Linked DNA regions of Homo sapiens: region 1 is linked to region 2. Evidence: chromatin loops called from intact Hi-C (ENCODE). Cell type or tissue: IMR-90. All regions are shown on one strand.

The links. A loop is a pair of places that touch in the nucleus more often than their neighbours do. Peaks named below come from ENCODE experiments on the same cell type or tissue, not always from the same donor. Only the 100,000 strongest peaks of a DNase experiment are listed, where the experiment ranks them.
Region 1: a loop joins it to region 2, with 6 times the contacts of the local background. A loop is called at or near these places in 3 of 110 quality-filtered maps.

What each region holds. Positions count from the first base shown.
Region 1 is chr6:80,422,858-80,427,857 of GRCh38, forward strand. It overlaps a transcript of BCKDHB not described here. Among named protein-coding and RNA genes, the nearest start is that of BCKDHB, 320 kb to the left of the region's middle. In IMR-90, a CTCF peak has its summit at 2,631; a DNase peak (open chromatin) is centred at 2,424; H3K27ac peaks cover 975 bases.
Region 2 is chr6:80,546,022-80,551,021 of GRCh38, forward strand. The region is part of intron 1 of LOC112267962 (a long non-coding RNA gene); the gene reads left to right. LOC105377869 (a long non-coding RNA gene) reads right to left here and starts at 2,656. Exons shown (of 3, transcript XR_942720.3): 1 at 2,509-2,656. RefSeq lists an enhancer at 1,829-3,028. In IMR-90, no CTCF peak of the experiment used is centred here; a DNase peak (open chromatin) is centred at 1,980; H3K27ac peaks cover 1,157 bases.

The sequences.
Region 1 (5,000 bases), 120 kb before region 2:
GGACTTTGCTTGTCTCAGATGAGACTTTGGACTTCAACATTTGAGTTACTGCTGAAATGAGTTAAGACTTTGGGGGACTGTTGGGAAGGCATGATTGACTTTGAAATGTGAAAGGGACATGAAATTTTTGAGGGGTTAGGCGTGGAATAATATGGTTTGGCTCTGTGTCCCCACCCAAAATTATAATCCAATTGTAATCCCCACATGTCGAGGGAGAGACCTGGTGGGTGATGATTGTATCATGGGCGTGGTTTCTGCCATGCTATTCTTATGATAGCAAGGAGTTCTCACAAGATCTACTGGTTTAAAAGTGGTAGTGTTCCCTATGCTCTCTCTCTCTATCCTGCCACCTTGCGAAGAAAGTGCCTTGCTTTCCCTTAACCTTACACCATGATTGTAAGTTTCCTGAGGCCTCCTCAGCCATGTGAAACTGTGAGTCAATTAAACCTGTTTTGTTCATAAATTACCCAGTCTCAGGTAGTATTTTTATAGCAGTGTGAAAACAGACTAATACAGGCTCTAACAAAGATATTCTAGTCTGTGATTGGTTGAGAAATTTGGTGTTTCTCTTGAAGGCGATATGGGTTGGAACCTCTTATTCCACCATCTTGCTAACATCCTATATTGCTTTCTTCTTAGTCTTCCCCCTTCCCCACCCATTGTGTAACTTGGTGGAACCATTTGGGTTACATAGTTATCCCACTGTATTCTCACCACTGTTCAAATCTATAGCTTTAAGCCATATTTAATCTCCACATCTCTTGAATTAGTCACCAATTACTATATAGGTTGATTTTGTAGAATATATCTCTGCTCTATTCTTGCTGAGTCTTTTTCTTTATCCTTTCACCTACTAATTAGTTTCTTGTTCATCTGAACTTATAACAGTGTCTGACAAATTATATTATAGTGATGCATTGCACCTCCATTCTTTCTTACCCAAGCTCTTTATGTATGGGTACTGCTTGCCTCAGAAGATGTGCTGCATTCAGAAATTTTCTTTGATTTCATGCCTGATTGTTTTCCAGGAGTTTTCAGTATCTGGAGTTGGGCAAAGTATACTCTGGTTTAGAAAGCATCTTTAAATGGTAGGGAGAGATACTTGCAGTGTCCCAGTTGCTATCAGTTCTGGAATGCTGAGATGTGAATGTATGGTGATAGAGGCATGAAACATCTATCTATTAATTTTTAGAAATTTTGTTGCATAAAGTGAGAGTGTGTCAGAAACTATAGTTCTGCCAACTGTCTTTTAGCTAATACTAAATCCTCCCAGATTCTGACTGTCTTTCAGCCTTTGTTTTCAGTGTTATCAAGAATTTTTATTTATTTTTGTTTTCAGAAGCTATTTAGTGAGAAGTTGAGAGGATGATTTTGGAATTACTACCCAGAGTCCTCTTGAGCCAGAATTCTTATTGCATTTGAAACTGTTCTTGTGATGCCTTTAAACTTCAAAGCACGCTTTTAAGTTAAAGGTCTCTAAAGTTCTTTCTGATGTCAAGACTGAAAGGAGTGTTTTAAAGAATACTGCATATTTTTATTCTTTCCCTAACCCATTTCTCATTCTTATAATTGCTTCCTAGTTTTTGGTAATATAACCCAGATTAATGCAACTACATCATTTGATATTATATAATTTCATTACATAATTAATTTGGCTATTTGCATCCAATTTTATAAATATTCAAAACTTTAAAAATCTAAGTTTATGTTTCATGCGTTAATGTTTATTTTTAATACTATTTTTAACCATAAGACCCCCATTCTTGAAATATTTAATTTGATTTATTCACATTAGTGATACATTGACACCTCATGTAGAATTCTTTCATTGAGTTTCCTTCTTTCAGCCTCAAAAGATATTGCAACATGGTCTCCTGGCATGTCAAATTGTGTATTGGACTACAGAAAGCAATTAGAATTTTTTAGCAAAGGGTATTTTTGGGTAATTTCTCAGGTTGACAGGAGGACTTTTCCTTTCAGGAGTTAATGGTGCCATTGCTAGGTTCCTAGCATGGAAAGCCATGGGATCTGGAATAGAGAGCGGAAAAGAGTCCAAGGAAAGCTTGTCATAGTCTTTCTGGCTTTGAAGCTGCTTGGTGTGGATGTACCCCTCTGTGGTGTTTCATGACTTATTAAATTGTACTAATGCAAAGAAGAGGAATGGCCAAAATTATAGATGACTGTCTGAAAAAGACTTTTCCCAGACTGAAGAAGTGGAACAGCTCACTGATAGAGAATTTAATGAATTACAGCTTGGAAGAAACCAAACAAAGATGACTTTACACTAATTTGCCACACACAAAACATTCTCCAAATATACAGGGGATAATGACTAAGCCCTGTGTAAGGGACTTAACTAGGTTGTATGTATACCACAGTTTTGGAAAAAAAGACAACTAACATTCCTTAGGCCACACTGGAATTCAAGACTAAAATACTTAATTTATCCAATGGTTAAGTATGAATTGTGCAACCACTGAGCTGCCAAATTTTCCTTTGGTTATGAACTGTTACAGATGCAACCACCACACATCACTGAGAAATTGTAACAGCTTGGTTTTTTCAACTGAAGAAATATAGATTCAATGAATTTGCTCTTTACAGCATTTTTCAGAGTAAACTATGTGTGGTCAGGAAAGGAATTACATCTGGAGTATCTGATAATAAGTCATTTCACAAGCAGTATTTAACGGAAAGATCTAAAATAGCATGTGTGAAAAAAGGTTATTTTGTTCTAGAGGAGGACCAACAGTTTTGAACACTTAGTCACCACAGCAGCTGATGACAATGAAACCTAAGACATCTGATCACTTTACCATGATCGTCTGCAAGGTTCTTACAACTACAACATCAGTTGTTCTCATGATAGTATACTTTTCTTAATGTTTATCATGCTGTGTTTTGTATTTGGAAAGGGGGATAATGTTGTGAAATGAAAACTTTCTCTCAGTTTTAAAAAATAAATGAGACAAATGTAACATCTCTCTAAGTTGTTTTCAAAGCAAGAAGCTTTCTTTGCACAGAGGCTGAGGGTAATATTTTTTTCAACTTTGTGTCTAAGATAAAAAACCAAAACTGACTTTTATGTTTCATTTCAAATTTTACTGGCAAAGACTTATTGCTGACATGGGTCTGGTGCAGACTGAGCTTTTCCTCTCAACTCATACTTAGCAGAGTAGTGTTCTAAATACAGCTTCATTTGCCTAATCACCACACTTTGCTGTCAGGCTAGGTAGAGAGAGTCTTCTTATATCTGCCAGGTTTTCTGTGAACAGGAAGAAAAATGTTTTCTAGTAAGAATGTTGTCTCCCTATGACCGAGGATGTTTTTGTATTTAATAATAATGCTCGTATGAAGATGATTTGATACTGCACTCTATAGGATGTTGAATTCATTTGGCTATCTTGGGCTGGGAATAGTTGTTTCTAAAAACTGGGACTTAGCTTCATTTATTTTATTGTTTTTCTGTTTTCCTTTGCTCTTACCTTTATTATTGTCTTCTTCTCTTTTATTTGGGTTTAACTTGCATTCTCCTTCTAGCATATTAAGATGGAAGCTTAGATCATTGATTCAGAACTTCTTTTCTAATATAATCATACAATGCTATAAATTTTCCTGTAAGCACTGCTTTAGCTGCCTCCCATAAATGTTAATATTATGTATTTTCATTTCCATTAAGTTAAAAATGCTTGTAAATTTTCCATGTGATGTCTTCTTTGACCCATGGGTTATTTGGAAGCAGCTTTTTAAATTTCTAAAGATGTGGGGATTAAAAAATATCTTTCTGTTATTAATTTCTAGTTTAATTATCTTGTGGTCAGAGAACACACTTTATACAAATTTAATCTTTAAAAAATGTACTGAGACATGTTTATGGCCCAGAATATAGTTTATTTTGTAAATGCTAAGTGTTTACCTGAAAAATTGTGTATTCTACTGTTGTGTGAGAGAGTATACTATAAATATCTGTTAGATTAAGTTGGTTGATAGTGTTGTCCACATCTTGTATAACCTATTGATTTTCTGTATGATCGTTCTACCATCAGTTGCTGAGAGAAAACTTCTAAAATCTTTAAACTATAATTTTGGATTTTTATATTTCTTTTCTCAGTTCCATTAATATTTGCTTCATATACTTTAGAATTCTAATGTATTTGTATATTTATTAGATATGCAAACATTTAGGATTACATTCTCTAGATGAATAAATACCTTTATGATTATAAAATGTCCATCTTTATTCCTGGTAACATTTTTCATTCATTCTAAAAATGACCTTCATCTGAAATTAATATAGCTGTTTTAGCTTTCTTCTGCTTAGGCCTAAATGGTATATTTTACTTTGTTCTTTCACTTTTAAGGTTTATTAGCGCTAATTCTTGGATTTGTTTTTTGTTTTTTAATGGCTGTTTTAAGGTTTGGAGTACCCATATTCAACTTACTCTAGTCTATCTTCCAACAATAATACTATAACACTTTATATATAGTGTAAGAATATTATAGTAGTGTATTTTCATTTTCCCCATTCCAACCTTTTTGCTATTATAGTCATACATTTTACTTGTACGTGTTATAAACCCCAAGATACATTGCTATTATTTTTGCTTGAACAATTATATTTTAAAGAAATTGGCAAATGAGAAAAATAATTTTAAAAGACTTTACATTTATCCACATGTTTACTATTTGCAGCATTTTTCATTCTTTCCTATAGATTTTAGTTTCTAATTTTCATTCTGCCTGAATATTTCCTTTAATATTTCTTTTTGTGCCTGACTGATGACAATAAATTCTTTTCAGCTTTTAATTTTTGTTCTTTTGGTCTGAAAATATCTTTATTAAATCTTCATTTGCTAAGATAATTTTACATACTATAGAATTCTAGGCTTACAATTTTCTTCAAATCTTTGAAGATGTTATACCACTGTGTTCTGCTTGCCTACTTCTTGACAAAAAGTCTGCAGTTGTTCATATTTTTTTCCCTTTGTACATAATGTGTT
Region 2 (5,000 bases):
AGTTTCACTCCTATGGTATAGGTAGTTCATTTCTGATTACTATGTCCTTTTATTTTGTAGCAGTAACCACCCACTCAGTAATTTCCATGCTGATGTGAATTGTATTTTAACTTGTGGTGCTGTTTTATATTAGTGTGCACTGGCTCTGTCTTCTCCTTTCATTTCCTTGAGGGAAGTATAGTATTTAGACAGCAAATTATTGTTTTAAAACAAGGGATGGGGTTATTGTTAAGGCATAGTGAGAAGATTTACTTTATTAATCAGACTTGGTTTGTTCTGAAGCAGTGTGTCCAAAAGGAAGCCAAGTAGAAACATCCATGTTTTAATCATAGGAAACCTTGATATTGTTTGTGCATGAATAAATACATTAAAGGAAAACATGTGGAGTGATCATGTTTGAGTTTTTCCTTATGGTGTTTGCCAACATGAGTAATTATGTATTAGATGTTAAATCAGGTTGAATTTCCAATTTGACATTGTCTCTTTCTTTGTTTTCCCTCATTTCCTTCTTTCTTTCCCACTACCCCCACACCACTTTGTCATCTGATACATTTATTTGAAGGATGTGGGCATCATCAAATTAAAAAATGTGTTACCTACTAGCTGAATAACTGAGCTTGGTATAGAAATATGAAATTGAAGAGGAATGGGTCCCTATGAGTAAACAGAAGTGCAGTGCTCAAGGAGCTAACAATTTAGTGGTGGCACAGACATGGACACAAAGAATCATAACACAGTCAGAATGTGCTATAATAAAACTATAAATATAGTTTTAATGGAACCATTGCATGAAACAAGAGGGAAGGCATACGTTTCTTTATAGAAGAAATAGCTTTGAGCTTGACCTTAAAATCTGAATAATGTTTGAAAGATGAAGATGGAATAAAATGCTCTATCAGATGAAGGTAACAGAGGTGGGTAAGTGTGCAGATAGAAATGCAGATGTCATGAATTGTGGCTGTGGAAGATGCATTAATATAAAGAAAAACGTCAGACCATAATGAAGACTCTAATAAAGCGATTTTAACAAGACCAAAAACAAACTAAGTGAGTGACAGAATGCCTCAGTGAGGGAGGTCATGGCTCTGAGATGGTCACTTATACCCTCCTACCCAGCTCCTCCTCCATTCCAGTGACAATGGGGCTGTTCTGGTTGAGAAATATATTGTCTAACCTAGAGGCCAAGAAGCAGAGATGATAATAAGGTGGTGGGTTCCAGGAAGAGTCAGCTGTATAAATCTGTTTATAAAAAACCTGACATGGTTTGGCTGTGTCCTCACCCAAAATCTCATCTTGAATTATAATCCTTATACTCCCCATAATCTTCGTGTGTCAAGGGCAGGATGAGGTATAGGTAATTAGATCATGGGGGTAGTTTCCCCCATGCTGTTCTCGTGATAGTGAGTGAGTCTCATAAGATCTGATGGTTTTATAAGCGTCTGGCATTTCTCTTGCTTGCACTCACTCTGTCCTGCTTCCCTGTGAAGAAGGTGCTTTCTCTTTGCCTTCCGCCATGATTGTAAGTTTTCCGAGGCCTCCCCAGCAATGCAGAACTGTGAGTCAATTAAACTTCTTTCCTTTATAAATTATCCAGTTTTGAGTATTTCTTCATAGCAATGTGAGAACAGACTAATACAACACCAAAGCATCCCAAAATTTCAGGCCACTATTCATTAATCAATTAATCTGTTACTCAGAATGTTTGTTTTATATATTATTTGTCCAAAGCAGTTTACTTCAGGTTTAACATTTCTCAAGCAAAATAGCCAGATTATTGAGCTAAATTTTAGAATTAAATTTACTAGATATTTTGGAATCATGTAAAACCAGCCTATATAAAAAGCATCTTCATCAGTGAGTTGGCTGGAGTTATTGTTAAACAAAAGCCATAGCACTCTGTCATGGGGTTGAATTTAGTTTCCTACCACATTTTTTTTCAAGTGAGTCACTAAAGCACCATTCTGAACCCACAATATGTTACCAACAAAAGCACTTCTTTATTTTTCTCTGGTTTCTCTTTGCAGCCAAGCAAATATCATATTCATCAGCAAGAAATCCCCAAATACCAAGCAGCATACCAGCATCTGCTTGGGCCACGGATTCAGGACAGATTTCAAATCCTGGGAGAGAGACTTAATATCCTCTTCTTCTTGGGCATGATCTAGAGCAAAAAATGATTTCACTGACCCATGTCAGTCTTAACACTTTGTTTCTCAGAAACAGACAGGGATCTCCATCAGGTATTATTTGTTGAGGATGTCTGTATATAGAGCATGAAACAGGAAACTGGCCTTTGCTGTATGCAGAAATAAATTTCTGGCCTTGGAATAGCCTTGTCTAAAACTCTGAAAGTGAGCATTTCTGCTGAGGTTTATTCTGAGTGTTTACATGTTAAGATCAGATGAAACCATTTTCCTTTTCCAAGTCAAGACTACTCTTTTAGAGGGCCAGTAAACACTATTTATCTTTAGCAGTGCATATTGCAATGATAAAAATTTAGTCACTTACCCTTATCTGACAGTCCAAGTCTCCATGTGCATACACATTGATAGAGGAGTAGTTGCCAATTACTGAATCAGTTATCGATGCGCTTTGACGTCAAATGGCAGCAACATAGTTTCCTTTACGGTGAGCTTCTGAGCAGCAGCTTAGGACAAGGAGGAGACCAATAGGAATTCCAGGAGAGGGTGCGGCTGCACGCACATCCACAGTCAATGCTTAGAAAGCCTGATGCAGCCAGGAGTAACTTGCACAAGAGCAGATGTGGGCTTTTGTCATACTTAAAACAATAGCTTTGCTCCCTTCTAATAACAAAATAAGAAATCCCCTGAGTCTTTAGATGGAAGAACATAAATTATAGTCATATTTTCCATATTTTAATAGTTCACTGTTTAAATCAGGGTAGAATTAAAACTCAACATCTGGAGACAACATCCAAGAATATCCTAGATTATTTTTTTCCTGGCAATATTATGCTTGCTGTGTCTTTAAAACTTTCCTCACAGCATAAAGAGATCTATGATTTTCTGGAGAATACAGTTTTCATTATTTTCCCTTTAGAAAGGAGAAATTTTTAGCCAATGTTGACAGTTAAGGGTCCTTGGAAGGCTTTTTGGTTCATCCTCTTCTTAAATGACTGGAAGATCTAGATTTTCAAGTTCCACAAAACTAAGAACGTCCGACTTGCTTTGCTTTCTTATATTTTAGGCTAGAGCTCTGTCATGTAAATGAGATGGGCTGAGGTTCAAACCCAGGTTCTGTCTATCTAGCACAATCGTGTGAGGGCCTAAGTCTGTATGGGTGTGTTTATTGCTGCTCTTGATACATGAAGACAGAGAGATATAAGTTGCAGATATGATCATATTACTCCTTTTCTTAAAATGTGTCTTTGGTTCCCCTTTGCCTACAGAAAAACATCACAATTTCTTGGCCCAGTTTTCAAGCCCTTCTAATCTATGCAGCTTCACCCTCATCACATCTTCTGCTTAAAATTTTACTTAATAATTCTTAAACACTATGTGATTTCCCTTTCTTTCTGTGTCTTTCCCTCCATTTTCCACCCAATGCAACTTCATTAATCCTTTCAGGGTCACTTCAAATTTCTCTCTCCTTGGGAGCCTTCCTTACTTTATCAAGTAGAATTGACTGATGCTTTCTTTGGCCCACACCCTTAGTTAATATCACTATTCTTACCCTTAAAGAATTACTCTGTATTTATTGGGCCATGGTCTATTTAATCTAACTGATTGCTACTTGCTTGAGGGAAAAGATTGTCTTAGTCATTTTCAATGTCTTTGGCATGCACAGTGCCTAGAAAATGGTAGATTTTTTTTTTAAATCAGTGGTACATAGATTGATGCTGGTCAGGTTTTCTGACATTTAAGCTGTTAAATTTGCTTCATTGGCACATGGTATGATCAATGTTTCTCAATGCTGATTGCTCACTGCAATCACATAGATTTGGATTTAGTTAGTCTTCAGTGGAGCCCAGGGGGTCTGTAGTAATAATAGCAAGTACTTATATAGCTCTTACTATATAAGGCATTATTTCTGACACTATTTTAAGCACTTTATTTACATTAATTTATAAGCATTTTTTTGAAATCTATGGTTGAGAATCACTACAGTCTGATTCAATGACAAGAAACTATAATCACTGAGATTGAAGTAGAATTCTGATACACAGTGATAGAACTAAACCAGTTTCTTTTAGCAAAGCCAAATAAAAATATATTTACTTGTTTTTGTTTTTAATTAAAGGAGTAAAGTAGCAGTCTCAATGTGTACAGTGTGATGAGTTGTGATTAAACTAAAAATAATTTTTAGTGACTGAAGGAAGAATTGAGATTGACCAAGGAGATGTTAAATGTTTCCAGCTTAATGTCCAGTTCTCATGAGACAGCATTTTACTAACCAATTTGCCATAAACATTTGTCTTTGCTCACTGGACGTTTTCACTTTTGAAACAGGGGGCTAATTTAATATGACATCTTTGCAATTACTTGAAGCATAACATCTGGAGAAAAAGAAACAAACGATTTAAGTGAAGCAACATTAAAAGAGGTTTACTAAAAAATGGTCCTAAGTTAAAATAGTAAGTTTAGAACATTTAAGTGGGGATTTTATGTATTATATTTAATTATGAAAAGAGTATTTTCAAACTAAGTACATTAATAAAATAGTTTACATTTGTGTGAAAATGTATTTTTCCAGTTTTCTTAAGGAACGTTACTCATATGATTTAAGCCACCTTCAGTACTGTTCATAACCTGCTCTCTAGTCTTTTTTGTCATGGGTAGTAACTATCTGGGGCAAGTGGTGCAGACAGTAAAGGAATTTACCAAGACCGTTGTAGGTAAAGAAAAGCAGATTTATTAGAGAAAGTATGAAAATACGTGGCAAGATTGCAACAGGCAGGACAGCAGAGAAGAGGCTGCCTGCAAAGAGGCAGGGGCTGGAGGGAAGTTTTATTAAGGTCCTGCTGGAGGAGGGCTACATGC